Regions from separate parts of the Mus musculus genome. Here region 2 is linked to region 1. The links are chromatin loops, found by intact Hi-C in ENCODE. Cell type or tissue: left cerebral cortex. All regions are shown on one strand. Links, peaks and the distances in the headings refer to the core of each region. The heading gives the core; the rest is flanking DNA.

Region 1 (16,147 bases), core at 5,030-13,029:
CAACATTAGCCTGGAGGATGCAAAGGAGGATGCACCATAGGATGGGGAATGAAAAGGCAAGTATCACACACTTTGTCATAAATTTTCAAAGCTAACTTTATTTAGATTGACTGAAATCTTAACATTTTTTTTTACTTAATCAACGAGATTTAAAATGTCTAAGAACTAAACACTAGTATACGTCTTTATTGGGTTTACAGAATTTAAAACCTAAAACAACAAAGGCTATTTAAAAATCTATGATAACTATTACCAATAAAATGAGTATAAATAGGTTAAAACCATAAAACAACAAAACAAAATCCAATGTAGCTCTTAGTAGCAATGCAATCCCAGATGAGCAATAATTGTTTCCAGTTCCCTAGGACTCTGGTTACCACACACAATTTATTTTCTTACCAGGCAGAAGCTAAAGGAAATTCATAGGGAAATCACTAAATAAGTAGCTTGAGTTAATACATTAATCAACAAATTCTGTATGTTTAGATATTACTGAGAGCTGCCACACTAAGCTGAGGTAGCTATCTTTGCCATAACCAATAGGTATGTTCTGTTGTGCTGTATTGTCCTGTTTGCCATGAAGACCCATGGCCTGGACTGTCACTTATAGAAGGACAGGCTCTGAAACATGGTGCCTTCATGCATCAAAATGTCCTTTGGTTTAACGTGATCTCACGTTTCAGGACTATTAACTTGTTTGCTGATCCTCAACACAACAGAATGAAAGGAAATTGAAATGCTGTGCATGTTACATTAACCTTCCTCAGGGTCTGCTGTTTGTTTTCTAGGAATTATTTTTAGCAGAATCTCTCTCCTGTGGGCATAACAGCCCTATGGTTAGCAGATGTGCTTAGTGCGCTTTACCTATGGGGCCTTTGCTTTCTAACTCTTTTTATTCTCAGAATAAAATTGACAGTAATTAGCACACAGACCAGTTTAGATAGAACATACATGTCATTTGACATCTCCAGTCTTAAAAGTCACCAAATGGATAAGTCACTAGGAAGTACTGTGATGTAGAGATTGAGTGCAAGCAATCTGAGAATCAGAGAAGACTGTGAGTCAAGTTTATGTGTTAAATATAAAAAACACAAAAGTATCGGTCTTAGTTAAAATGTAAAAACAGGTGTGTTAAAAGGTGGGCAGGCATTAACTTGATGTGAATGATGGGAGTAAGGGAAGGAGTGAACTTCCAATTACAGCAGTTGTGAAGAACATGGAAAATAAAATGTGTACAGGAGAAACGTAAAGAGGTGGGAGTTTCAATTGCAAAATAAGTGTTGGAAGTTCAAAAATCAGTGAGCACAGGTTATCATGTGAGTGGCTACAAGACGAATGCTGGTAAATTAAAGGATGCTTCAGTATTTCACTTTGATTTTCAATAGAATGTGAATATTAAATAAGTTCAATTCAGATTCCAGTGGGCTAAACTTTCTATCCTTAGTGGAGTAATTGTGATTCTTTCTCTCTTTCTTTCTTTCTTTCTTTCTTTCTTTCTTTCTTTCTTTCTTTCTTTCTTTCTTTTTTTTACCCGAGGGAAGTTCTTTTTTTTTTTAAATTAGGTATTTATTTCATTTACATTTCCAATGCTATCCCAAAAATCTCCCACACGCTCCCCCACCCACCCACTCTCACTTCTTGTCCCTGGCTTTCCCCTGTACTGAGGCATATAAAGTTTGCACGACCAACGGGCCTCACTTTCCACTGATGGCCGACTAGGCCATCTTCTGATCTTCTGATTCATATGCAGCTAGAGACACGAGCTCCGGGGGGTACTGGTTAGTTCATATTGTTGTTCCACCTATAGGGTTGCAGATTCCCCCCAGCTCCTTAGGTATTTTCTCTACACAGATATGGCTGTCTCTTGTGAGACTATGCCGGGGCCTAGCAAACACAGAAGTGGATGCTCGCAGTCAGCTATTGGATGGAACACAGGGCCCCCAATGGAGGAGCTAGAGAAGGTAATTGTGATTCTAAGGGACAGATTTCATCAAACTAAGATGTGATCCAGTTACAAATGGCTGAATTTTGTCCTCGTGGTTTCTGCTATTTTTATTTTAGTTGCAATCACTAGAGATAGGTAAGCAATTTAGAGACAGTCAGAGGTCTGTGTACAGAAGCCAGCAGACAAACCCACATTCTGCCAAACTGTCATGTAGTGTTATAATTAATAATTATCAGAGAGATTAGAATAATTCTAGTTAATCTGGTCCCAGAGTTTACTTATACTTGTTTGAACAGCCATTGTTCCCTGGAGCAATGTCAAGTAAAGCCTCACAGGTTCTGGGGGTGCATTGCTTGTATTTGATGTGAAGGGAACTCTAGAATAGAGGAGGTGGAGACTCCCAAGCTTCCAGATTTCACTGAAGGAATCATGGAGAACAGGAGGTCAAATGGAGGCAGCAAAGGTACTCATGTGTCTTTGCAAATATGAAATGGTATCATCTTTAAGAATCTCTTTTAGTAAAATGTTCTTTTAAGACATTGTTTTTTTTTTTTTCCCATTATGCCTTATTTTTCCATCGAAGGCAATGTTCATGCTATAGAATTTTTAACAGCTTTTTTTTTTCTTTAACAGTCCTTAAGGGAATGCTATTAAAGTGCATATGTCCTGGTGTGGTGGTAAAAATGGAGCTCTTGAGGCATATCCAGACATTATTGCTGCATGTTGGAACCTTACATGTGTTTACAAGTGTGCCTGCCTGTAATTAGATGATAGTATTATTACACTGGACTCCAGAGGTGCTTTCTTGCTCTTAGGCTTAGCATTTACATTTGTAAACAACTCTTAAATTTGTTTCCTATTAATTTTATTTTACAGGAAACTACCCTCATCATTTTCCATCCATTTGTCTAGGACCTGAGGTGGGAAGTAGGAAGATGATATTTGGATATCAGAAGAGTCAGTACAACAGCTCTCTCTCAAAATAATTCAAAATTCCACATTTCTTCTAAAGCCTCCAAGGGCTGTAATATAGGGTGAAAACTAATATTTTTATGAAAACTAGAAATGTTTTCTCATAATAATAAGACAGTGTAGCAGAGTAGGCGAACATCTTGCAAAATGTACAACATTTCACATTGTTACAAACTATATTACAAATTAGTTAAGCCAATAAACATCCTGGAAAATGTCTTCATTTTAAAAATTAAATTACATTCATTGATTGTGTATCATGTTTGTGTGTGCATGTGTACGTGTGTGTGTGTGTGTGTGTGTGTGTGTGTGTGTGTGTGTGTATGAGCATGCTGCAGCTCATATGTGGAGTTCATTAGATAACTTGGGAGGGTTAATTTTTTCTGTTCTCCTGGTGGGTCCTGGGACTTGAACCTAGGCTTGAAAGAAAGAGCCATTACCTGATAAGCACTTTCTCCTCCCTTGTATCTCTATTTTTAACATTAGTTAAATGAATAGTTACCCATGTGGTATATGTTAATGAAGATGACTATGGAAGCCAGGGTTTTGTGATGATCAATGTAGCCATGCTCACACACACACACACACACACACACACACACACACACACACACACATATGTGTGTGTGTATGAATAATATATGTATATACATACATACACACATATATATGTATATATGTATGTATACACACATATGTATGTATGTATGTATGTATGTATGTGCAAAAATTGAAGCTGTATTCTATGGATTTTGTTTTCCTTTCATGTTCAAATGTTCATAGGGCAAATTTAATTATAATTGTGTGCAAACATTAACATTCATAAACCAGGTTAGTTAAAAGTGTGCTATGAATTTATTCTTGTTTTCAAAGACCTTTTTTAGTTAAGAGATGCAGCATGCAATTATCTATCTGTAATTGGCATTGTTATGAAAAATACAAAACTACAAATGGAAAGAGGAAACCTTACATGTGTTTATTATGCTATTTGTATCACTTTTACATTGCTATTGAGAGACATGCACAAAGATTTATTCAGTGATATAGAAATGTATGGCTGCATTTAACCTCTTCATTAAGACTGTGATGTTGCTTTTCATCTACAACTCAATAGTTTTGAATCACCTAGCAAACACATCTCTGGATTTGCATTTAAGGATGTTTCCTAATAGGACTGGTTGATGGGGAGAGCTCCATTTTCAAAGTGAGCACCTTTTAATATTTAGTCCAGATGGAGAGAGGTCTGGGGATAAATAAAATTATCTTTTCTTCCTCTGTCTAGGTGCAGATGTATTCTGCTACCATCTTTTGTAGCCATTGGTTTTCAGTTTCTTCAGTCTTCTGATATGTGTTCAATACCAGGGGCTCTCCAGGGATGGTTCAGATAAATGTTCAGGTTCATATCAGGACTGCTGAGAGATGCAGTTTCATAGACTAATGCTGGGTTCTTGGTTCCTCAACATGCAGCCCAGTTGCTTTACTACCAGATCTTTTGTATAAGCTAATTTAATGACTACTCTTTGATCATCCCCCACCACCACCAACTCTATCATTCTTAACTTCCTTCTCTTGGTTCTGTTACCCTAGACAACTATGCATCATGCGAAGATCTCATAGTTAACTCCTTGGACAAACAGTATAATTCATTTATAGCTTAGTATAAGTTTTAATTTTAAAGAAATATAATCCCAAAGAGGAGCATGAGCTATGCATTCAGAGAGAGAGACCTGCAATTTCACTTAGCTATATTCATCCACTAAATTTGGTTTCTATGTTCACAAAATGGGATATTGCTTAACATGAAACTGAATTAGAAAATACATATAAAATTAGGCCAGGATACTCCAGGGACCAGATGAAGCAGTGCTCTACCAGCCTCCTACTTGATCTAACGATGAGTGAAAGTTGTATCAAGCCCTGCCTGCTGCATGTCTGGGACCTGTGTATGCAGAGCTGATCTGTTGCAAACCAGAATGGGCCTTCCCGGGTTTTCAGTCACTGCAGCTTCTAGTGTTCTAAAAATATGACATTTTGTCTGAAATGGAGTTGTGCAGACCTTTAAAATACCAACTAGAGTAGCTAAATAAAAGGTGAATGATTTTTCTTCTTAGAAATAAAACAGCTCATTTTGCCTGGATTTGGCAATAAGCTCCAAGAATTTTGCTGATATGGATGTCAAAATATTTTGCAAAGACACAGGAGGGCTCTTATGAATTTGCCAAACTTGTAGCTTCGCTCTCCTTATTCTATTAGAGAAGGAAAAAGAACAAATGCAGTTGTGCCAATTTAAGGCAAAAGCAATTCAACACAGGAAGTGGAGTATTTTTAGTAAATGATGCTGGATCAATTTATAGGCAATAAGTTCATTTTAGAATGAGCCCTGGTCTAAATGGCAAGGCCATATCCAAATTATCATTATCATTATTATTATTATTATTATTATTATCATGCTTAGAGTAAGCAAAAAATTGAGTAATGAGTTTATGAGGCTACAACAATTCAGCAGAAAAATATAACAAAAGTACTTGGAACTCAGAAGAATTGAAAAGCTCTTAATGTCTAGCTCTCAAAACATATAACTAATTAAATGTAAAACTATTAAATATAACTTGAACAGCATGATAAGTTTTTTTTAACTTTGTGAAAATTCTGTTAAGGATGAGACATTACAATCTGGGAGAAAATATTTGCATATACTGGTCAAAGTAGAGGCACATATAATAGGTAAATGAGGCTCAAGTACCAGTGTTGAAAGTAAGCAAAATTAGGAAATAAGAACAGAGACACTAAGAGACAGCAAAGAGCTACAGATGGTACACAATCACATGCTATGATGCTTGGCATCATTAATCAATAGAAATATTAAAATGGTAATGAAATAATACTACTGATGTACATAATCATTAAAATGAAAAACCATGATAATGCCAAATACTGGAGAGAATGCAGAGAACCTGGATCATTCGCACATTGTTGCTGGGGATAAAAATTGGTGCAGTCACTATGGAATAGAATTTGAATTTCTTTTAAAATGAAAAGAAACCAAGACTAATCACATCATCCAGAAATCATATTCCTGGGAATTTGTCCTACTAAATTGAAACGTCTTACTAAGTAGAAACTGATAGACAGATGTTCATGGTAGTTTCACTCAGAATAGCCAAAACAATCAACCAACCACATGTTCTTCAATGGATGAATGCCTAAACAAACTGGCATAGTCACACCATAGACCGAGACTTAGCTTAGTATAAGGAGGAAGAATTGTACACTCAGCAACTTGCTTTAACCTCAACAGAATTATACTGAGTGGGGAAAAACAGTCTCCAAAGGACATATATACTGCAGAATTCCATAAATACACCATTGGTGAGAACATCATTACAGAAATGGAGAGCATATTTGTAGTGCCTGGCACTTAGAGATGAGGGAGTATTTACAATCACCAATGAGTTGCCAAAAGGAGTGTGTGGCTAAATTTCCTGTTTGCGGTGGTGGCTACACAAAGCCATGCATATGACAACATTTTCTTCCTGCACAAATATGTGTACACACGCATGCACAGTCAGGACTGAGTCGCTTGCTGCTGAAATGTAAGTAAGCTTCAGAGCTTGTGCTAATATCAATTTCTAAAAAGCTTGGATTCCTCTTGTCAAAAGCCTTGTTTGCTTTTTTTTTTCTTATTTAACTGAAAAGACCCCAAAGAGAGCATTATATATCATGAACAGTAAATACTCTTTTCCTCCCTACATTCCTCAGCCTCTTCTCCCAGTTGCTTCCATCTCCTTTCTCTGAACCACACCTTCAGAAAACACAAGTAAACACAAAACATAGTGCTGCTCACCCTCCCTGTCACTGTCATGAACTCCTTACCCTTTATTTGTACCTAGGCCCACTTCTTTCCTTCTGCTTAGTTTCCTAAACTCTGGGTCAGCTCTGCATCTACAGATTGCCTTCAATGTCAGTAGGATCACCTTAATTTATCTCTTCCCACATCATAGCAGAAGTTGTTTTTTTTTTAATTTTTATTTATTTATTTTTTATGAAACAAATTCTTCCAGGATCTAAATGTGCAAATACAAAAGTTGGGTAAAAGAAGAATGTAAAAGTTGACAAAGAAGTACTGCTTGGCACCTGCCTTTTCTTTTCTTCTTCTTTTGTTCTTTTTTCTTTTTTTTTTTTTTCCCAATTTTTATTCGGTATTTTCTTCATTTACATTTCAAATGCTATCCCAAAAGTTCCCCATCCCTCCCCTCCCTCCTGCTATCCTACCCACTCACTCCCACTTTTTAGCCCTGGTGTTCCCCTGTACTGGGGCAGATAAAGTTTGCAAGACCAAGCAAGGGGACTCTTTTCCCAATGATGGCCGACTAGGCCATCTTCTGCTACATCTGCAGCTAGAGACATGAGCTCTGGGGGTACTAGTTAGTTCGTATTGTTGTTCCACCTATAGGGTTGCAGTTCAAATCTTATGCCTTTTCCTGGTTTCCCCTCCAAAATTCCCTTCCTCTTCCTTCCCCCTGCTCACCAACCCACCCACTCCCACCTCCCTGTCCTGGCATTCCCCTACAGTGGGGCTCAGATACAGCGAGGTGGACCACACTCACTGCAAAGACTCCAGGCACCATATGTGATGTACAACCAGGCTTAAAAATAGCAGATAGCAAAGGAAGCAAGTCCCACACAGAGAGAATGGTGTCAGTGCTCTGAAATTTAACAGTCCACAAACAATAGCCAATAAGTACCTAATGTACTCTTGATTTTTTTTCTTGTTAGAAACCAGCCTAAAGCAAGATAAAACCAAATAAAATTATAGACCATAAAGGAACACATGGAAAGAGATTTGGTGTTGTTTGTTATTAGGAAAATGCTAATCAACCCTGTAGCATAAAACCACTACATGCCTATTAGAATGAGTGAGGTCCTGGAAGACCAGAGCTCGCATATGTTACTGATGCACACACAACCTGCTGCAGGCACTGCAAAAAAAAAAAAAAAAAAAAAAAAAAAAAAAAAAGCTTCTTATACAGTTAAACATCTACTTACCAACAAACTCAGTCCTAAGCATTTATCAAAGTGAATTAATAACTTATGATCAGAGAGAGATCTATATGAAAACACAGATCTGTATAAAGGCTTTATTGTTTCATATTGGATGTTACCCTAATATTTTCTACCTGGTAAATGTATAAGCATATGTACTAAGTGTGTCTATATAGTAGAGTTTCTCTCTGAAGCATAATGGCACATGCTACAACACAACATAACACTTTATGCTAAGTAAAATAATCTAGATTGGAATGGTTATATACTTTATGACTCCATAGAGGCTAAACTATAGAGACAGCAAACAGATGGATCATTAATGTTTTCAGGTAGGCAGTGATCTTCTGTAAAAAGTCACAAGGGACATATATTTGAGGTGATGAAATTTTTTCTATACCTTGATTGTAGTACACTAATATATATATAATGTATATATATATATCAACTTATAAAAATGTACAATAAAAGGCTAAGTTTTATTGCATGCAAACTTCACTTCAGTTTCTTTTTACAGGAAGAAATGTAGCCTAAAGGTAAATTACATAGAACCTTCTACTCTGTCTCTTCAGATAAAACATTGAGAATCATACTGACATGCATAAGTCGAAGAGTTCAAATAATTTGTTGCTGAATTATGAGATTTAGAACTAGGAATACACTGAATTTAAAGAGGCCAGTGACTACAGCTGCATGAGGAAAGCCTAGGCTTCAACATCAAACTTCTCAAGGATGGGCAGGGCCTGGCCAGACAGAAAAGTAACAGAACAATTTTACCTGAGTAAAGTGACAAAAATACTCTAACAATGAGAAGCCATTGCTGAGGAGTTGCGTTTGTGCCAGGAGCTACATTACAGTGGTTGGATTAAGAGGACAGAGCCAAACTACAAAGGTTTTTAAATCTCATACATACACTGATTTAGGGCTAAAATATTCTCATAATCTGATTTTGGTTAGATTTTGAAATGAGAGTGAACATAACAAACAAACAGTATTTCCTGCTGCTGCTGCTGCTGCTGCTGCTGCTGCTGCTGCTGCTGCTGCTGCTGGAAGTACTTGCCCTACATAAAATGAAAGCAGCTTCAATTTGGCACAACTGCAAAAAGAGGCCATTGTGTTATTCATGGTGCTGAGTCTTGTTCCTTTTAGCGTTTGAACTGACATCTGGATATCTTGGCTGATTGTCTTAATAATGGACACCTGATATTAAAACTGAATCTTTAAATCTTTGGATATTTGGCACTAGGATGCATGGCTGTCTCATTTAATTCTATAGTTGCTGCACATGAGACTTCAGATAGAGAAATGCATACTCTGGGGGCTGGTTTCTTTTAAGCCTGTAGGGACTACAGCTGTCCTGATGCCCATATGCATGAGTCAGTTTTGAACTTATAAATAATGAGCATTTGGATGCCCTTCAGAACACCATTTTTCCACCCCACCCATGTTCAAGCACATTTTGACCCCCACATAAAAAGCATTCACTACTACACTGGAAGCACTAGTGTGTGAACAGTAGAGATCAGCACTAGATGCTTATGTAATCAACTGCCTCTGTGCTTATCTCAGCTGCCTCTTATACAGTCAGAATTAATTTTCTTCATTTGAAAGATGCTGGTAAGTAAGTAAAATGCAAGGATTTGGATTTTATTTCTCTTAGGTGCCAGATATTAGAGAGTCTAATAGCTATCTATTTTTATAAAATTCTTATATAAACCAAAAGCCTTAATTGTATATTGTCATTAAATACACCGTAACTATTCAAAGATATCAAGATGAACAGTTGCAGTATCCTGCTGTTAAAGTGGGAGTGGCTCTGAGTGTTCCAGAAATTTCTTAATGAATTGCTGATGTGCTGTATTAAGAGAATGCCAAGTATCTTGCTGAGTAGCAAATAGATAAACCTTCAAACAGCTCTAGGTAACTGTGAGGCTCATATTGGATGCCCTTCATCCACGAGTCCTGGAGGCCTTTAGAAATGGCACAGCATTAACTTGAAGACCACTCTGGAGGAGCATCAAATTAATTTCCATTACACAAATGGAACCCCTGAGAAAGAAGCATGTCCACCCACAAGCACAGCTTAACCCACCTCTTAGCATACTCAAGGCTGGTTCCTAATAGCCATCTGCTTTAACAGCTGATTTCAATTCCTGGGATAAAAGAGAGCATGGAGATGTCAAAACAAAGACTAACTGACTCACTTAGCATAGTTTGAGACTACACAGATATGAATCAAATACTATAGGATAATTATTCTCAAGGAGAAAGTTTATGAAATACTAAGTTAAATCATGAGTTCTATGACAAACACCTGATTGAGATACAATGTAAATTAATTGGGTGCATTCCTGCATATGAAGAGGACATATTGCCAGCTCTCCAGTGGATGCTTGAAACAATGAGGGTAAGTGGATTCTATGTGTACTGTGTTTACATATATATATATATATATATATATATATATATATATATATATATATTTGTGTTGAGGCTTAAATTTATAAATTAGGCAGTGTATTAATGAAACAATAATAAAACAATTATACTATTGTATAATAAAATTATTTTCTTACTCATGGGGAGAGAGAGAAATAGAGAGAGATGGAGAGAAATAGGAGAGACAGAGACAGAGAGAACAGATAAAAGATGAAAAGTAGGAGCACAGTGTACTAGATATCAGGAGGTTCCATCCATACCATGCAGAATGGAACCACAAATTTAAAACTTGTGATTTGTTTATTTCTAGTATTTTCCATTTGACCATAGGCAACTGAAGCCACAAAAAGTGGAGCCAAGGATAAGGGGAAGCCTATTGTATATGAGAGGAAATGTCACACTGGGGGTTCATAGAAAGGAAAGGAGGTTTAAGCTGAGCTTTGGGGAACCTATAGGAGTCATAAGTAGAAGCTGAGAAAAGATTCTAGAGTGAAAAACCAGCATCTTCAAGGCATAAAGCATTGTAATTGCCAGTAACTAGAGCAAATCATCATGTGGTTGGGTTTTAGAGGTGGTGATATTGGGAAATAAAAGATAAAGTGCAATGTAGTACATGTATTCCAAACAGCTTAAAATTACTTCCATTGCCAGTAAAGATGGCAGTTCAGTGGTCACTGCACAGTCACAGGGGACCCAGGGCTCAGCAGCTTTATGATAGCAATATAGAGTGGTAAATATAATTTACAAGAATGTCAACACAGGATAACACCTCATACATTCTATTTACAATCCATGCATATACTTCATAGGATGCCATCCAAATATTCTACAAATGAAAAAAAAAGTGTATATATAATTGTTCCATCTCTGAATTAAGAGGAGAGAGATGAATTTGACCTGGTATGACAGGGAGGAAGGTAAGAAAATTGCAGAGAGAAGACAGAACTCACCCTGGACATAAAAAGAGCTAAAGAAAAAAAGACTGTACTCGGATTCTACATCACTAGACTGTGGTTTTCACTGACTTGTAAAAAAAATAAGAAAAGAATGAATTCTTTAGATGATGAAGATGAACAACTCATACCCTGAACTTGGACAGTTGGAGGCTATGATGGATCTTAGTTTCAAAGAGCTATACGTTACTGAGGGGATTTGTTCTGCAGGACATCTCTTTCACAGGACACTACCCTTGACCTCAAGGCCACTATGTATCAAATGGCCAGCTCAGAGGAACAATTCTTGCCATTTAGTTAAGTAAAGTCTGTTTTTTTTTCCCTAGACTCATCTAAACTAAGTGCAGTGTACCATATTTTACTCCCATACTGCTGCTATTCTCTGTCTCACTTCCATGAAATTTGCTCAGATGCCTCTGTCTGATTCTAATATCCAATGTATATATGTATAATGAACTCAAAAAGCTAGAATCAAATAACTAAATGACCTGTATACTACTCAGCTATTAAAATTATGACTTCATGAACTATTTAGGCAAATGAATGGAACTAAAAAAATATCATCCTGAGTGAAATAACCCAGACCCAAAAGGACATACATGGTATGTACTCAGTGATAAGTTGATAGTAGCCCAAAATCTCAGAATACCCACAATACAAATCAAAGACCAAATGAAGCTTAACATGAAGGAAGGCCAAAGTGTAAATGCTTCAAATCTTCTTAGAAGGGGGAACAAGATAATCATGAGAGGAAGAGGGAAGGAGAAACCTGGGTGGGAGAGGAGAGGAGAGGTGAAGAAAAAAGGGGTGGGACCAGGTATGGGAAGGAGAGAAGTCCAGAGGGCCAGGAGAATTAATAGAAACAAGTAGCAGTGGGGGGGGGGTAGGGAATTTGGGGGACCACTAGAAAGTCCCAGATGCCAGGGGTGCAAGATGCTCCCAGGACCCAATGGGGACGATATTTGCTGAAATACCCAACAACAGAGAGATAGAACTTGAGGAGACCACCTCCAGTAGATAGACGTGGCACCCAGTGGAGGAATGGGGCCACTCACCCATGTAAAAAATTTTAACCCAGAACTGTCCATGTCTAAAGGAAATATAGGGACAAAAATGGATCAGAGGCTGAAGGAAAGGTCATCCAGAAACTGTCCCACTGTGTAATCCATTTTACCGGCAGACACAAAACCCTGACACCATTTGCTGATACCAAGATGTGCTTGCAGACAGGAGCCTGGGATGGCTGTCCTTTGGGAGGCCCTTCCAGCAGCTGACTAAGACAGATCAGATACTTATAGCCAACCACTGAACTGAAGTCAGGGACTCCTATGGCATAGGGTAAGGATTGAAGGAGCTAAAGGGGATTGCAACCCCATAGGAAGAACAGCAATATCAACTAAACAGACCCCTCAGAACTTCCAGGGACTAAACCACTAACCAAAGCGTATACATAGGCTGGTCCATGCTTCCTACTACATATTTAGCAGAAAACTGCCTCATCTGGCATTAGTTTGAGAGGAGGTGCTTAGTCCTGTGGAGAGAAAGGGGATGATAGAGGGGTGAGCAGGGATTGGGTGGGTGGATGGGGTAGCACCCATTTAGAGGCGACGGGGAGGGGCATAGTGTAGGGTTTTCATGGAGGGGAGAGAGATAAAATGATTAATAAAAAATGAAAAATAAAAAAAATTTTAAAAATGAGGTATGAATATAAACAGAGAGTTTTCAAAAGAGGAAACTCAAATGGCTATAAAACAGTTAGGGGCTAAAACATCCTTAGCCATCAGGGGAATTCAAATTAAAACTACTTTGAATTGAAATCTTAAACCCATGAAAATGGGTACAATCAATAAGACAATGACAGCTCATGCTGGTGAGAATTTAAGGTTAGAGGAATACTTATTCTATGCTTGTGAGAGTGAAAACTTGTACAGCCACTGTGGAAATCAGTGTGGTGATTCTAAGTAAGATGGAAATTGATCTACCTCAATATTGAGCTATACTACTCTTAGGCATATACACAAAGAATGCTCCATCCTACCTCAGAGATGTTTGCTCAACCATGTTCATTGTTGTTCTCATCATAATAACCAAACATTGAATGAACATATATGTCCCTCAATAAAAAAAAGGATAAAGTAAATGTATATTTATACAATAGAGTATTAATTAGTAACAATTAGTTAATGAGAGGAAGCAGAAAGGGGACAAGGAAGAAAATACAGGGAGAGACAGCTAAAATTAAGAATTAAGGGGCATTTGAGACATAGTATGGAGAAAAAAAGGGGGGGCACGATTCCTGGCTGGGTCAGGTGCAGAGTGACTCCAGTGTAGTTTCTCGAATGTCCCTAGAAGTCTCTGGGGAGTTGCAGAGTAGAGAGACCCTAATGAAACCCTGAGACTTAAGGATAGTCTGCCCTCATCTGGCTACTTTGTTTATCTCTTATTTGGGGACCATTTGAGAAGAGCATGACCTTGGGTTCATAGATAATATAAAGGTCCTAACAGATGGAGACCTCAGGTGTTCGCACTCTTGTGAATGTTTTTCTGGAATCAGGATCTGCCTATCTTCCATATGTGTATAGACCACAGAAACCCCACTAGATGATAGTGTTTTAATGAGATTCCATGTGTAAAGTATTTCTTCATGGCAGGAGTACTGTGGATAACCTGTGCAAGGAGCATGTTTTCAATATTGCTATTCATATAACATCTCTATATATTGTTGTTAAGAAACTCACAATGTGTGGTCTGTCATAGAATGAATTTAAAATTCCAAAATAAAACATGCTATATAAGTCACAAGTCCAAGTAGACCAAGAACATCCACATAAAACGAGATATACTGAATCTAATAGAAGAGAAAGTAGGAAAGAGCCTCACACACATTGGCAAAGGGGAAAATTTCCTGGACAGAACACCAATGGCTCAAGCTCTAAGAGCAGAAATTGACCAATGGGACCTCATGAAACTAAAAATCTTCTGTAAGGCTAAGGACACTGTCAATATGACAAAATGGCAACCTATAGATTGGGAAAAGATCTTTATGAACCCTACATCCAATAGAGGGATAATATCCAAAATATACAAAGAACTCAAGAAGTTAGACTGTAGAGAAGCAAATAATCCTGTTTATAAAGGGGGTGTAGAGCTAAACAGAGAATTCTCAAGTGAGGAATCTCAAATGGCCAGGAGGCATTTAAAGAAATGTTCAACATCCTTACTCATTAATGAAATGCAAATCAAAATGACCCTGAGATTCCACCTTACACCAACCAGAATGGCTAACAACAAAAACTCAAGTGACAGCACATGTTGTCAAGGATGTGGAAAAACAGGAACACTCCACCATTTCTAGTGGGATTGCAAGCTGGTACAATCACTTTGGAAATCAGTCTGGCAGTTTCTCAGAAAATTGGTACTAGCTCTACTTGAAGACCCAGCTATACCACTCCTGGGCATATATCCAAAAGATGCTCCAACATATAGCAAGGACAAATGCTCTACTTTGTTCATAGCAGTCTTATTTATAATAGCCTGAAGCAGGAAACCCAGATTTCCCTCAACAGATACGGAAAATATGGTACATTTACATAATGGAATGCTACTCATCTATTAAAAATGACTACCTCATGAATTTTGCAGACAAATGAATGGAACTAGAAAATATCCTGAGTGAGGTAACCTAGACTCAAAAGAACACACATGGTATGTACTCACTGATAAGTCCAAAAGCTCAGAATACCCATGATACATATCACAGATGATATGAAGGGAAAGCAAAGTGTAGGTGCTTCAATCCTAGTTAGAAGAGGGAACATAATAATCACAGGAGATAAAGGGAGGGAGGGAGGGACCTGGGAAGGAGAGGGGATGGGGAAGAAAAAGGGGTAGCAGGATCAGATATGAGAAGAGACAGGATGGAAGTCCAGATTATACAAGGCAGGGAGAATAAATAGAAGTATGTAGCAGTAGGGGTGGGGAGTTGGGGCAGGTAGGCTCTAGAAAGTCCCAGATACCAGGGATATGAGAGGCTTCCAGGACCCATGTTTGCCGAAATATCCAACAGAGAGGACATAGAACCTAAAGAGACCAACTCCAGTAGATAGGCATGGCCCCCAGTTGAGGGACGGGGCCACCCATCCACCTCAATTTTAACCCAGAATTGTTCCTGTCTAAAGGAGACACAGGGGCAAAAAGATGGAGCAGAGACTGAATGAAAGGCCATCTAGAGACTGTACCACCTTGAGATCCCATGCATAGGCAGGAAACCCTGACACTATTACTGATGCCATGTTGTGCTTGCAGACAGAAGCCTGGCATGGCTGTCCTCTGAGAGATTCTACTAGCAGCTGATTGAAACAGATACAGATACTTACAACGAACCATTGGAATCAGGTCAGGACTCCTATAGAAGAGTTATGGGAAGGATTGAAGGAGCTGAAGGGGATTGCAACCCCATAGGAAGAACAGCAGTATCAACAAAATGGAACCCTCAGAACTCCCAGGAACTAAAGTACTAACCAGAGTATATACATGAATGGGTCCATGGCTCATGCTACACATGTAGCAGAGGATTGTCTCATCTGGCATCAATGAAAGGGGAGGCTCTTGGTCATTTGTAGGCTTGTTGCCCCAGAGTAGGTTGGGTGATGTTAGAGGGTTGAGATGGGGTGGGTGAGTGGGTGGGGGAGTACTCTCTTAGAGGCATAGGAGAGGGAGAATGGACTGGGTGGGGGGTGGGAGTTGGGTGGGAAGGGTAGACCAGGAAGGGAGACTCTATCTAAAATGTAAATGA
Region 2 (16,147 bases), core at 4,865-12,864, 140 kb before region 1:
GTATATCTTGATTGTTAGTCAGCAAGAAAGGAAGAGCGGTGGGGAGAGAGATTCAATTTTAAAAGTCTGCATTCACAAATGTTGCCTCAAAGATGATTAATTTGTTTTTCCTCTATAAACAATGATGCTGAGAATCAAATTACTCAATCTGTTAGTATATGAACATTCATAATTGTGTTTATTGAAACACATGGTCATTTCCTTGATGAAAATGTAATATTGGCTTTGAGATATTTTCATCTGTGCAGACTGTCATAATAATATTACTGTATTATGCTAATGGTCACTTTACAAAAATGAAAGTTATAAAATGGTGACAGAATGTTGCTGTTTTATGCCATTTTTTTTCCAGAAGAGTCTCAATGATATATTAAATCAATCATATTTACTATACTTCTAGGGGAAATTTTACTGAACAATTATCATCTTAATTTAATACACTTTTTAGAGGACTTTGCTAGAGCCTGGCAGGGCCATAGTGATACGTAGTCCCTCATATGGGCAGCGTAAGCTTCATCTCACCGCTTAAATCATACAAACAAAATGTAAGTGAAATAAATACCCAACTAAAACAAAACAAAAGAAAACAAAAAACAAAATACCACTTGCAGAAGTAGTTAATGGTTAAGGCAGAACTGGTCAAAGTTCTAGAAATAAATGAATATTGGAAGCTTTGCTCCCCCCCCCAAAAAAATACAAACAAAATTAAAACTTCTTAACTCTCAACAATGTAATTTTCCTTACAGGAACTTTCTAGAGGAACCATGCACTTTAAATGATTTGTTTATTCTTTGGTACTTAAGCTTTCTCAATGTTTCTGTAATTTGAAACTGTTTAGAAAAACACTTATTCAATTTTCTTTTTTTTATTATGAAGTAAAGTATAAAATCATAGTGCCTTTTACAATCCACACATGCCAAAATTTCAGAATAAAAATTTCTTGAAGTGGAACAAAAGTATACCAATGTAAATACAGAAATTATTTTTTAAGTTACTGAAATTATTCTATTTCCCCATTTTTACTACAGAATATGCTAACAGAACTTATTGAGTTTATATAATACTATTATTAGTGTAGACGATATAGAAATAAACATTCTCTTTTATTAGAGTAGATCATTCTATGTGTTTCACATTATTTTTTTAACGGTTTATTTTATTTTTAAGTCTGTGTGTGTGTGTGTGTGTGTGTGTGTGTGTGTGTGTACATGCCCATGCCCATGTGCGCGCGCGGGCATGTACACACACACACACACACACACACACACACACACACACCCCGAGTATGTGTGCTCTATGTATGCCCACTGAGGCAAGAAGAGGTTCCCAGATGTCCTGGAGCAGGCTTTACAGGTGCTTGTGAGGTGCCCAATCCCAATGTGAGTACTAGGATCTGAACTCAGGTCTTTGAAAGATTAGTGGGAGCTTCGAAGCACCAAGCCTTCTCTCTAGTCCCACACTTCAGATATCTATAATGAAGTTACTATAATTGGTTTATGTATCAGTAATTTCTTTTTTATCTTATTCTTCATGGGGCTTAGGGACAATCTTCTCATTAAATTGCAAAGTTACTAATTACTAGCTATCTAGCCTTTAGAAAATGAGATCATCCTAATATCAACTTGCTTTTGTGTAGAATGAGATTAACTTTATATCTACCTCTCAATGTATAAGCAAAAGTAAATTGAGCATGTAAAATAATAATTATGTGTATGTCACCTGTAAAGCGAAACATGTTATTTATTTTAATGAGTAACAATGAATTAATGGTGAATCTGGTCAGTGTAAGCTATATATTCTAATGTTCAATTTCTGAATTACATTTGGCTTATGATCTGAAATAATTTGTTTTGTTAGTGTATATGGTATTAGTAATCAAAAATATTTTACTGATTATTTTATTGTTTGTGTATTTTTTTTTTTTTGGTCTGCATGTGTGTAAGAATACCATGTGTGCAGAGCTTGTGGAGACTAGAAGAGGGCATCAGATCCTCTGTTACAGGGGCCTGTGAACTATCATGTAAGTGCCAGGACTTGACCCTAGGGTCTCTGTGTGAGCAGTAATTGATCTTAACTGCTGATCAATTTTTCTAGTCCCAGTTGATGATTTCTTAAAATAGATATTATCTATTAATTAGCAAGCTATTCTGCCTTTTAATGTTGTCATAGGAGCTAAGTATGTAAAATATAGTGAATCAAAGCACAGAGATCCCACTGACCTGTCATATGATAAATGAATACCTTTCGATAGACTTCAAAATTTCAAATGCATTGTAATGTTCTTGCTTAAGTTTGAATTATTTCCACCTGGGGCTTGCTCAAGCAGTCTCCTTGCCAAACCTCGATGTCTCTATGGGATTCCTGACAGTCACCTCTATAACCTGTGTTCCAGAGGGGCAAGCCAAGACCTGTGAATAACTTTGTGCAACTGGCAGTGTAGATTTGTCAGAAAAACGAGGCTAAGAAAGTGACTCTTTTTTGAATCCTTAATTGCCTTTGATCCTGGCCTAGTGGCAGCTTCTGTTATGCCTCCTTTTGACTGACATCATAGTCTCCCTCTCTTTTTCCACTCATTATAGGTACTTAGGACATTTTTGTTCTGGTCAATTCTTGCCTAGAGGACTGGCTACACATACTTATAAATGTCTGAATAAAAATAGAAGTCCTGCCAAATGACTGCAATTAGTTTTCTCACTATTGTCACTATTGTCAAAGATCCAGTCTTATAAAATACCCAGATGTACAACTTATTCTGTTATTATTATATAGATATGGAGACTAAAGCAAAAGAATGAGATAATTTTCTGGACAATCAGGCAATGAAATTGGCCTCCATTCTTCAATTCACCTCTATGCCTTAGTCTTCTGGCCATTGCTTGTCAGCCTGGATGGGAGAGGAGAGTGGCTTACTAAGGGTCTCTATTATAACGATTACTTTTCTAACTGAAGGGATTTGTTTGTTTGTTTGTTTGTTTGTTTTTACAGACTGTTCAATGAATCTTTGACAAAGGCCTAATTAAATTTGAATCCTTAAGTAATGTCACTTTTACTATTTTTTAAAAATTTTTTTATATTTTTGATACTATGAATATATCTATTTCCTGCTTAAAAGAATCGAGCAGGTAATTTGTTTGGGATTCAAGCTTTTGATAATCTCTCTTATGGTTTTGGAGTTAATTTACAACTGGATATTGTAGAATATTAGGATATTACTAGATTATGGGGTATTACTACCCAAGCTCTGAATCAGTACATGATCCTGGACAAACCTGAGAGATTTAATAGCACATCTCTCATATCTCTTCCTTCCCTTGTCTTCTATTCTCCACATACCTCCTGAATCACTTCAACTTATCCCAATTTGTTTTGATCCCATCATTTCCAGTGGAGTCATTGTGGCTTAAATATAAACTGGCCCCTGACTCTTTCATCTTTAAAACCCTTGAACTCTCCTCTATATCTTCAGAATAAAGCTCAAAAACCCTGGCTGAGCACACACTGACCTGTGTGTAAGACTTACAGTTTGCTTCTCTATTAATTTCGGTGGCTTCTGATCATTCTCCAGGAGACCCACACAGACCTACAGTCATCATTTAGACACTCCTAGGACAGAGAAGCTTCTTGTTGGGTCCCTAACTAAGCACTCTCATGATAACAAAGAACGACCCAGCCTAAAAGGTCAAGGTTCAGAAACTTTACTTTGGGCTAGCCTTGATGCTTCTACTTACCAACTCTTTCACACTGTCACTAGGACTCAGCTTTTGAGATTGTACCTATGGGAATGTCCTTTAACACTGCTTGGTGTCATAGGGATTTGCCTCTGTTGGCCTTTCTTAATGCCTGATAGACCCAAGCATCATATTCACTGCATAGGTCCTCTGCTGTATCTTTTCTTCCTCTCTAGGATGATGACTACTCTGGAATATAACCTTTTCAGTCTATTACAAGCGCTAATTGATTACACAGAAGAATAAAGACTCCTAAGGTGAACTGGCCTATTCATGAAGGTTAATCGCAAGGTGAAATATAATGAGCTCAAGTCCATTTCAGCTATGTCTATTTATTTATAAAATACCTTTGGGTTGGAGTAGAATTTTCACTCATTTAAAACTTTACAGGAGAAAAGTTAAATCTGCTAACCCAAATTAATTTTAGAGTTAAGGTTATACACTGATTTTCCTATAGTTTAAAATTTCGTGTATTGCAAATAATACAGCTTCAAGAGTGAACAGTGGACCACAGTTCCAGCCACGTCTAAATAATAGAATTCCTTCATTTGCTAAATAGTTGCCATGCTAATTGTACATTGAGAGTCATGCACCACAGCCCTGGTCCTGCACCTACTATCATGGGGCTACAGTCCTGTGAAGAAGACAGTTAGCCCAGTACTGTGATAATGCAGAATTAGACACAGTAGAATGTGCCTAATCATTGCTTCAAGGGAGTAGGAAGTGTTCAAGGAGTACTTATAAAAGGTAAGTGGTACAATGCAATCAGAGAGATATGAGGTGGGGGTTGGGCAGTGTGTGGGTGTAGAAAGATCCAAGAGAAACTAGTGTGGCTGAGATGCTTCAGGAAAGCCAACTCTGACAGAGGTGATGTGTCTGGGAGACAGTAGAATTCCTTATGCAAGGCTAAGCCTTCGAATGGCTTTTATGTTAAAAACATCAATGAGAGCTGCTACTTGCACTGGCTTTGCTTGTCCAAAACTTCAAAGTGGTGCCCTTTGAGGTATATTTTGTTAAAATAAACAAAATAATAACTGTTGGAGACACCAAAGTCCTCCTGAGATTGCTTTTGAGATCAGAAGCTGTTTTAATTGCATCGATTCTCTAGGGCTGCAATAACAACTTACCACGAGACTGATGGCTTAAAGCAACAGAAATTACTTCTCCAGTCTTGAATCTGGAAACCTGAGCTACCAACAGGGCCTTTTGCTCTCTGGAGGCTCTAAATGGGCAACTCTTCTAGAGTATTAGAACCTTTCTTGACTTCCTCTGCCTTGTGGCAGCACAATTTCAACTCCTCTTCCTAAGTCCCTCATATTGGTCACTGACATGCTTCTGTCTTCTCTGCATTTCAAATCTGCCTCCCCTTCTCCCTTTAAAGAGACCAGCTACTGGATTTTGGTCTGGACAGATTTTATGTTGAAACGATCTCAGGCTGTCACCCTTGACTTAATGAATCACCAAGGGGGCCAGAGTTAGAATTTTGACCCATTTTTTGAGAAGAATATAATTGAAGCAGGTACCCATTGTGGTGTTTTCAGATGAGGCCTTCATCTTCGCTTGACACTAGCAGTTGAAGAAGAGTGTGAAAATTCTAAGTGTGAACATGTAGAAAGAAGTTTCTGATTCCTCTGGGTTGTAATGGAAGCCAAGTAGTTCTATAGTGGGGAACAACTCATGTGCTAATGAGATAAGCTAAAACTTTCACTATCCTGTCAGCAGCATTACTACCAAGCAAGGATTTATAACATCGAATAGGTACAGCCCTGAAAGCAGGTATTCAGGAGGCCCTTACATTTATGTGTCCTAAGAAATAGACTTCAACTGGTAATGCTCAGGTTTTGTTGAAAGTGAATCTTTCTCTGTGTATCTGGGGTTGAGTTCATGCACTTACCAAACTCGCTAGGAGTAAAATGAGGATCCCAAAGGAGGGATATAGAGTTAGGTAGATAGAAGTATTTATGAGAGCCCCTCAGAAACTCAAATGTGGCAGTGTTCCAAAGGAGAAGAAATAATTGAAAAGCAGACATGAAGGGAGAAGAACAGCCATTAAAAAGTTGAATTCTGTAGAATTACAAGGATATTTTTGCAATACTCAAGGTATTTTTAGATAGCTTCTTTCATAGACCCTAACATAAAATACCATCACAGGAAAGTACAAATGAGCAATAGCTTTTTTTTTTCCTCCTCTATGAGATCCTGCCCATAGGAAAAGAAAAAGATTTAGCCAACAGTAGGAATTTTTTCCACCTAGATATAAATGCAAATCACTTTTTAAAAAGTTATTTAAAAAATCTAACCAAGCTCAAAAGCAATATAACATACTCAGTTTAAAGTTTAGTTCAAGGGGCTTTGGGCAGCAAATTGTTATTCCTGCTCATCTTCTTCTTCATGACTTGTGTCTTATGCTGACCTCCACTTCTTGCTCACCTATATAGCTAGAATAATCCTTATTTTCCCAGATGAAGTACCAGATATTGATCTGTGGCATTCAGCTTACTTTACTTCCTTCTCTACATGGCCAACAACACAGATCCCTGGCCTCGAAGTGTCCATTTTATAATCTGCCAATAAGAAGCCTGGGTTGAGAACTTTAATGTGGAAAAGAGGTGCATGCATGAGAGTGGTCTGCTGATAGGCAAGGTTAGGGACAGACAAGGCTTTAAATATCCTCTACAAGTTCATTGATGAATGTCCTGTGGTGGGGGTTTTCACTGAAATCTTTGGGGACAGAAGTAGTGTATAAATTCCCTAGTACAGTTCTTATACAAATCTGTCCTTGTACCAGAAATTGTCTGGCACAGTTCTATGTTCAGAGTGATTAAGTGACTTGCTTATTTGGCTTAATTACCGAAGCAAGCTGAGGGTCCTTATCTCCTAATCATCATGTAAGCGTTACTTTCCAGACATACCATCTTCTCTGAACTTGTACCCTAGTATTCTTGTGTTATATTTATGATTCCAGTAATGGTAATTACTTTTTAAAAATACAATAAACAAGATAAGTATCACTTAGTTAACTGATTCACTGCATGTTTTATCACCTGAAATTTTTATAGTTCTTAAAAGAATTCATTAAGAATTGCTTATTCATAAAAATTTATTATCAATCTTAATCATATATAAGGATATATATATATATGTATATATGTAAGAATATATATGAATATATATTGGTTAAGATTTTTTATTTAAACAAATTTTTATTAGATATTTTCTTCATTTACAATTCAAATGCTATCCCAAAAGTCCCCTATACCCTCCCCCTGCCCTGCTCCCCAACCCACCCACTCCCACTTCCTGACCCTGGCATTCCCCTGTACTGAGGCATATAATTTTTGCAAGACCAAGGGCCTCTCCTCTCAATGATGGCTGATTAGGCCATCTTCCGCTACATATGCAGCTAGAGACACAAGCTCAGGGGGTACTGGTTAGTTCATATTGTTGTTCCTCCTATAGGGTTACAGACCCCTTCAGCTCCTTGGGTACTTTCTCTAGCTCCTACATTGGAGGCCCTGTGTTCCATCCAATAGATGACTGTGAGCATCCACTTCTGTATTTGCCAGGCACTGGCATAGCCTCACAAGAGACAGCTATATCAGGGTCATGTCAGCAAAATCTTGCTGGCATGTGCAATAGCGTCTGTGTTTGGTGGCTGATTATGGTTCGGATCCCTGGGTTGGGCAGTCTCTGCATGGTTCTTTCTTCCATCCCAGCTCCAAACTTTGTCTCTGTAACTCCTTCCATGGGTATTTTGTTCCCCATTCTCAAGAGGGATGAAATATCTACACTTTGGTCTTCCTTCTTCTTGAGTTTCATGTATTTTGCAAGTTAAGATATGTTTTATGATAAATATGATTGAAAATGTATTAAGATTAAGCAATAAGTGTAACTCAAATTACAAATTTATTAAAGGTGATAAACATAGACACTGCAACATTTAAGCAAAATATAACAATTTTAAATGGCTGTTAAAAAGTCTCATTTTTTTCTTCACATCATTGACTAAAATCTCTTTGATATTGTCCATAAGTCAATGGTGGCAATTGGATATAAGTGACTACTTCTCTATATAATAGTGATGCCGATGTAATTTATATCCAGAATGAAATGACTCCGTTGTCCTAGAGCTCACTTTCAATTTCATCAATGGAACTTCCAGTAATATGAATTCATAAGATTCAGATCAAAGTTATAAAAAATGTGTATGAAGTGCCTTTCATACAAAATATAGAAGAGAATGAGTTTCTATAACTAATAGCTGACTTGACATTGAAAATCTTGTTTTTTTTTTTAACAATACTTATACATTTTAGTATTAGACCTTATATACAAATTCAAATCATAGCACAATCTCTGCAACTTTAGGTTTGCATTATAAGTTTTATATTGTCTTAAAACACCAAAACCACTTGGGGAAAAAGTCTTTATTTCAGCTGACATTTGCAGACCAGCATGAAGGAAAGTCAATGCAAGAACTCAAAAGCAAGAAACTGGAGGCAACAACTGAAGCAGAGACTATGAAAGAATCCTGCTAATTTGGCATATAACTGATTGCTGGTTCAACCTATATTTTATAAATCCCAGGACCAATTGCCTGGGGTTTGCACCATTCTACTTATCTGGGCCTTCCTATATTAGTTATCATCCAAAATAAATGCCCTAAGTTAAGATATTTTTGAGGCTTCTTATTATATAGAGTTCTTTGAAGTACTTTTTTGACTCAGTCATTAATGTTTTTGTTTGTATGTTTGTTTTTGTTTTTGTCTTCCTTCCTTCCTTCCTTTCTTTCTTTCTTTCTTTCTTTCTTTCTTTCTTTCTTTCTTTCTTTCTTTCTTTCTTTCTTTCTTTCTTTCTTTCTTTCTTTCTTTCTTTCTTTGTTTTCTAGCTCTGGCCATACAATATAAGGTGGGTATATAAAATCTGCTATAGCTCTTATTACCTAAACCCACTCTTTGTAGATAAAATTTAAAAACAAGCTTCAACATGACTAATTGAATAAGAGGGTGACATTTCTCATACCATCTATTAAGCAACTGAAATGCTTTGGTGCTGTGTTCTTGAGCCAACTGGCAATGGCATATAATAGATCTCTTTTTTTCTCCAATGTTAGATGTGTGATTCACTATTTTGCTTGCCTTATTTTAAAATGACTTCTTCCTAAGAAAAATAAGGTTAGTCTGTTATAATCCCTGTGGTTTTCTTGCTAACACCGGCATACTGCATATAGGTAGAGATTATTAGTGTACACGAGGGCATCACCATCATGACTGCCCTGGAGATGAAAGTGGATCTAAGATGCTAATGGCAGTAAGAGACATCCCAACTTCAGAATTATTACAATATGATGAAAGTACAGACCAAATTCGTTTAAGCCTATAATTTGGTACTTCAGTAGGATTTATGTAGGTAGAATATGCTATATAGAGCTATATACAATAGCTATGTACCCAGCCCAGGATGACATGTATTTTAAAACATGGTTTGTGGCATTTATAATTTCTTTAGTGTCCCAGTATAAGATATTTCCTTAATCTGAACTTATGACTTAATAATGTTATATTTAATTATTCAGTTTGTTGTTGATTTTTAAGGGTTAATTTATTGTCCAACACACATAGTTTGATCTATTCTTGCTCTTAGCAAGCACTTGCTATCTTCATATCAGAGGCAGAGTTAAGTCTAGAGAGATAATATAGTCACCCACTTAGGAGCAATTCTTCTACCTGCCTGAGGAGTTGAAGATTCCTGTGTTATTTATGTATGAAGAGCCAGGTTTGGATAATAAAATTAGTAAAAACTACTTTTCAGCTTTGGGGAAATAAGGCACAGACAGTAATTTACTTAAGGGAATATGCTCTCCATTTCTTCTGTGTTTTGTTTTTTAAAATAAGGTTTTTCAATAACTGGTACCTGCTCTCTGAACATTTGGCTGAGGAGAAAACACAGCCTAGCAGCCAACAGGAACTTGCTAATATGCGATAATGTGGTAGGAAAGGAAATAACATAGAAAGAGCGTGGCGCCTGGCAGATGTGTTTCCATCTGTTGCTTAAACTTACTTTTTCTTCCTTCCAACAATTACATGGTCTGTCCAGGGCCTGGCAAATGGTAGGCTATCATTGACTCCTGTTTCCTGCTCACTCTGAGGTTAGAACAGGGACTCTGGGCTGAAATGCTTGTTCCTTTACAGCTTGTTCACAGTTCTGAAGGTGGGTTCACTGACAGAATGTTTGTGTCACTACCGATTTTGTGTGTATTAGGAGGTAGGAATTACTAGGATGCTAGTGAGCTTTTGAAAGAGACCTGGGGAGTCTTCTTTGCTATGTGAAGATATAAGTAGTAGGTGTGTACATCTAGAGAACAGAAAACTGTTCCTTACTAGGGAATCTGCCAAAACCTTGATCCCCCTACTTCTCAGCTTCTAGAACTGGGGGAACATAATTCTGCTATCTATAAACCACTTCGTTTATGTTCTTTTGTCAAAGCAGTCTGAACAGACAAAAGTGGGGGTACTTCAGGTCTTCCATAATCTTATATCCATGCGTTTGTCTAAGTATGGGCCTGAGGTAATGACTCTGGACTGGAATTAATACCTAACACCCTGAGGTTGTTATGAAGATGTTTTTCTGGATTGAAATGACTTCAGGATGATGTGAGAGTAAATAGGAGCAGGGAGCAGTTGTGAGATGTCTAGAGATATTCTGTGTAACTCATTATAGCCCTGTGTGTGATCCTGCTGACCCCCTATTTCACTGAAAATAATGGCAAGACTTTCCCACCAGCTCTGCTTGTCCCATAAGCATTGAGGCAGGTGTTCTGGAGTGCACTACAATCATCATAAGTTGCTTTTAACTATAACTGTGCAAAGCCTCTGAGATTTACTGAAAACAACCATTTACTTCTCACTTGCTGAGTCCTGGAAAGTCACAGTGTGGCCATGTTGTCTGTAGTTTTTTCCTAGTGATACAGTTGAGTTCTGTTTCTAGATCTCTTCCCTAAAGTCCTATGACTTTGATCAATTTCCTTAATTAACACTCTTAGTTTCACCATTTGTAACGTGGGACAATCATCTGTCTCACAGGGAGTCCATGAGGATGGAAAGAGATATGTATACGAGGTGCCTGGCACAGAGTACCCACTAAATAAAGAAAGCTACAATTAATACTGACAGAGATGACATTTTAAGAGTTCTAATGCTGCATCGTTAGCTCATCTGTCTTATTGACACCTAATCAGGAGCACTTCTAAAGTGTGAGCCCTTATTTATGACCCAGTAATTCAATTGTCTACTTCAGTTCATTTTCTTTAACCAAACTGAAACTCGCTTCCATGGCATGATTGATTTTGCCAGAGTGAGTTTGCATCTCTCACATAGGACCTCCATCTGCCGCTCAACCCCATCTGTTCTTGCCTCCAGCTGATCCAATTTCATAACCAGTTGGTAAAGAGCCATCTGAAAAAAAATACTCCATCATGTTCTGATGTCCTGAAGAAACCTCAAGAAATATTCAGCATAAAGATATCGGTCATTTGGACACACTAAAGCCTCAGCAAATTATTTCAAGAGAACTGGGAACATGCCATATGGTGATGATACTGTGTGAATTAGACCAGACCGAAGTCATATGACAGTCAAACCCTGTGCCTAGTCATGTGCTGAGCACAGCACCAACTCTACAAGGCAGAGCTGAGAGCCCTGAGTGTCCCAATGATGGTTCCTTTCATTTTGTTGGATACTTATTATTTTTATATTAAAAATTATAATTTTACATTAAATATATTTGCATTAAAATTATAATTTTACATTAAAATTATATTTTACATTAAAATTACAATTGACATTAAAATGATAGTTTGGATGACTAGAGAGGCTGGGACATTTAACATTTTAATTATATTCTCACAGCATATGCTCTGGATGGTATTCACAGGAGCTGGTCCATTTATGAGGAGAGGGCAGCCTTTCTCTGTGGTGTAGCCCAGAGCCACAGCAGCAGCAAGCATCACCCCAAATTGGTTGCCAGTTGCTTATTACCTGACAGATGTTGTGAGATGCAGTTTGCTTTATCATCTCCGTGTGCTTTATCAAATTAAGGGACCATTTATTGTATGATGCCCCATCATTTTATATGGTAGTTCCTATTTCACTGATGAGAGTATGAAAATAATTTTAAATGAAGTTACCAAGTCCTACCCAGCCAGGAAACAAGGCAGCTTTCATTTAACATTTGTTATTATTTTCTCATCTTTTGTAAAATCAGTATTAATTTTTTGGCTTTAATATTCTAAGTCTGCAGTGAATGTGATTCTATAGGAAGTAGATTAAAGCCATAGAATGAATTTTTATACTTTATTAGTTATTTTTCTCATTGCTGTGAGCAAAATATCCAAGAAGCAGCAACTCAAATAGAGAAAGTGTTTATCCTGACTTACAGTTCTAAGGGATACAGTTGATTATGATGGTGGTTATACTATATCTGCAGCCAAGAAGCAGGAGAGATTGTGAAGCAGGGAAGTTCTCTGAAGCCTCAAGACCCTCCCATGGTGGTCCACCTCCTGCAGTGACCCACAAATTTTCTAAGCAGTATCACCATCTGGGGACTAATTGTTCAACATAAAAGCTTTGGGAAACATTTCACATGTAACTGCACATCTAAATCACAACATACACCTACTGCTATTATAAGGAAACAAACTTCCATATCTTAAATAAAGTGCAATACATTCACGCAGTCATTCTTCTTTCACTCACTCATTTATTCTCATTCAATTTTCCTTCTTCAGTTAATGGTGACCAAAGCCATTGATTTTCCCCTTCCTCTTGTATAGGTCACATGTCCTGAAAGTACAGCTCACCTCAAAACCATAGAGTCAGGAAAAAGCTCCTTTTCTCTTCTTCACTTGATCCCTTATTCTTTCTCTCCCTCTCTCCTTTCCTTCCCTTCCTCCCTCCTTCCCCACCTTTCTCCCTCTCTTACTCTTTATCTTGTTTCTCTTTATTCTTGTTTCTCCTCCTCCTTGGTTAAAAAGTTTATATCTGTTGATTAACATTACCAAGGGGGTGTTGTTTGAAGTCTGAGTGGGATCTCTGATTAATCTTTTGAAAGGGGCATCAAACGGTTTAAAAATCAAGTTAGAATTTGCTGTGTCTGTGGATCATGTACATATCACCTGTTATGCACATTTAGTTTCGACTTTCCTGACCTATATTAAACTTTAAGTAGAAACAATGATTGCAGTCAACTAAGCTGCAGGGAATGTTTAAGTCAAAATAATATCATCTAGAATGTGAAATTCTGTGATCTTTCTTACTAAAGGATCAGAATTTTTATCCATGTCTTAGTTCTGGAACAAGATGGGACTATGGAGTTACAAAGCTTAAAGCACCATAGAATTAGATGGAATTTCTTCAATATTACTATTTCAGAATCAAGAAAAACATTTAATTAATTCTGTTATAGTTCTATCAAGATACTTCTTAGTTTTCTTGTTATAGGTCTTTCTCTAAATCTTCATGTTTCTGGACTATTGAGAAACTCATTGCAGTCACTCACACTTTGTTGGCCCCAGGCTCTCTTTCTATGTGATTCAACTACTCTTCTGGAGAACATAGTGGATGACAAAATGGCCACCACAAGGCTCCTTCAAAACATTTTAAAGTGTATACATGTATGTAATGAGTTTATGTTAGATATATGCAAGTACTTCAGGAGGAGAGAAGAGGGCATCAAATCCCTTGGAGCTGGAGTTATAGGTGGATTGTGAGCTGTGCTATATGGGTGCTGGGAACTGTACCTAAGTTCTCTGAAAGATCAGCAAGTGTTCTTCACTACTGACTGACCCATCTCTCCAGGCCCAACCTCTCCCCTGTATCACCTTTGAAACTCTCCTCAATATAATCATTCTAGAAAATGGTTGTTGGTCAGGGTATGCCCTACTTCCACTAGTTGTTGAGTTTCTAAATTTATTCTGATCTGTATATCTTCCACTGGTTTATGAACAAGGTATAGAGCACATCATGTCTGTTTTTGCATTTAATATATGTTTTTAATCACTTCTTATGTCCCTCCAATATGTTCCAGTTTTCTATAATATTCATTTTAAATTTTAAGATAAATTAAAGCACTGGATCATTATAATACAGAATTTTTTTCTGGTTAATGATAATTCTAGTTTCTCCACACAAAACACATTTTTGAAATACTGAATTACTACATTTACAGAATTATTTAAAACTTTCTTAAGCTTTCTCAACTACATTATGTCATGAATTAAAGTATTGGATGCAATTGCAATCTCAAACAAGTCCCCTCTCACTTGCATGGAAGGACTTGTCGCAATAAACTATTTGGTCAATATTCCATTAACAACCAACTCAACACTACTGGGAACATTCAATGAAACCCTGCTGAGGAAACTGTACCTGAATAAACTCATGGAGACAGATACAAATATTATTTCCTTTTTCAAGTTTCACTTAACAATAGGGCACATGAAATTGAGGCAAGAATTATGTTTGTTTTAAAGGAGAAAAGTAAGAATATCTAATGCTTATAATTTAATTCTTTTGAAAAACAAAAAAACAGATAAATATTAGTTACATAAATTATTATGTTCATTTATCTCTAGTGCTTCCTATTAATATGAAGCCCCAAGTTTAAAGAAAAAGAGGAGCCGGTTGTGGTGGTGTAAGCCTTTAATCCCAACACTCGGGAGGCAGAGGCAGGAGGATTTCTGAGTTCAAGGCCAGCCTGGTCTACAGAGTGAGTTTCAGGACAGCCAGAGCTATACAGAAAAACCCTGTCTCAGAAAAAAAAAAGTTAAAGAAAAAAGAAGAAAGGAAGTAAGAAGGGGCTTTTATTGATATAAGATTTTAAGACAACTCTTCCAAATATATTTATATAACCTTTTCTCTATCAACTGGGAGTGTTTGCAGTGTTTGGTAAGGACAAGAGTGTAGTAAGGTTGAGATATTTTTTTCTCTTTTTTAAATTAGAGTTCAGCATATCAGGATTTATCTCCATCCTCCCCTCTGAATAGAATACCATTTATAATAACTATCACTATCCAGGTAATGACGTTATGGGGATAACCCAGCATTTTCTGACTGGTGTTGATGTCCATATAACAAGACAGAATTCATGTCTGGTACTACAAAATGAGTCAAGAGTCTGTGGCTGTGGAAGACTTAGGCCCACATTGGGAGGCTAAAGGTATTCTATATATGATATATATATTATGTGCATATATATAATTCTAAAATATTTTTTTAAAAGAAGAAGCATATCATTCTGACTGAAAGCACATCTGAGATTCATCAAATAGCAGTCCAAAGGAGATCCAAAGGAACTTTCTGTGGGTTCTCTTTGGTGGCATACACACATAACATTTTCCTCCTTATATGAAATGTAATAGTGGGTACAGAATTCATATTGTCTTATTTGACTGACAAGTGGAAGGAGAAAATTTGAGTGCTTTGAATCCTCCTACCCTCAACCACAATCACAAGCACAGCCATCATGGGCTTGAATGTGTTATCAAAGCTCAGAAGATGTTTAGAGCTTCTATATTATAGCTGAGCCAAAAACTTGGGTATATAAGTCCTTATCATACAGAGTTGCACCCATCTCTTCTACTGGAAGATACTGATAAAGCAAGGAATTTTACTTTTTGTGATAGTTTAATCTGAATAGAAGCTTAAAAATTCTGGGACTTTGAAAGGCATTATTTCAGTATATGCAATAAAAGACGACACAGTAAAACCACCAAAGGATTTAGCAAGCTCCTCAAAGTGATTTTGTGCTAAATGAAATCTTGAGACATGAAACGTGCAGTGTTGGCACACAGACTCTCTGGGTACTGAATGAAAGGCTTGCTGGTTTATGTAGATAAGCCATCCCCATACACCTTCTGAATGCCTTCATCTTAGTGGGACAACCCGGCAAGCCTCTCTCCTGCCAGGGAATTGGTGAAATATCTTTCTTTTATTGAATGCTTTCATTTTTCTTTTTAAGTATAACAATTGTTGGATTTTACAGATTAATGCACAACTAGTGAAATAAGTGGAAGAGAACTTTCCTACTTCTCCCTGTTTTGTGGGAGTTTTTGGTTATGCCAGTATTTTCTTTGTTTGAAGCCATTCGCCTACGTGCACACTCGATAGTCTCAATGATTTTTCTGCCCTTGCTTGCAAGTAATTGGTATTGATTTTTCAGGTTACTTCTAATGTGTTTAGTTCCTGAAGGAAATTTAACTGTACCTCACTCATACTCTAGTCATTGTAAGAAAATAATATTTATAACCAGAATAAATAGCATTGTTGTCCAGCTTTCTTAGGCAAAAATCAGGAGTGTTATATTTCTTGGGGCATGGGGGTTTCCTAACTGAAGGTTTGGGGATGTGTGTTTAAGCACTCCAT

Evidence for each region. A loop is a pair of places that touch in the nucleus more often than their neighbours do. Peaks named below come from ENCODE experiments on the same cell type or tissue, not always from the same donor. Only the 100,000 strongest peaks of a DNase experiment are listed, where the experiment ranks them.
Region 2: it touches region 1 in a loop (2.2-fold over the local background); 2 of 42 quality-filtered maps call a loop at or near these places.

The regions. Positions count from the first base shown.
Region 1 is chr6:46,555,059-46,571,205 of GRCm38, reverse strand. The region is part of intron 13 of Cntnap2 (contactin associated protein-like 2); the gene reads right to left. Among named protein-coding and RNA genes, the nearest start is that of Gm25161, 81 kb to the right of the region's middle. In left cerebral cortex, for the core only: no CTCF peak of the experiment used is centred there; DNase peaks (open chromatin) are centred at 7,525, 8,809, 9,011, 9,343 and 1 more place.
Region 2 is chr6:46,699,705-46,715,851 of GRCm38, reverse strand. The region is part of intron 13 of Cntnap2 (contactin associated protein-like 2); the gene reads right to left. Among named protein-coding and RNA genes, the nearest start is that of Gm25161, 230 kb to the right of the region's middle. In left cerebral cortex, for the core only: a CTCF peak has its summit at 9,456; DNase peaks (open chromatin) are centred at 9,751 and 11,131.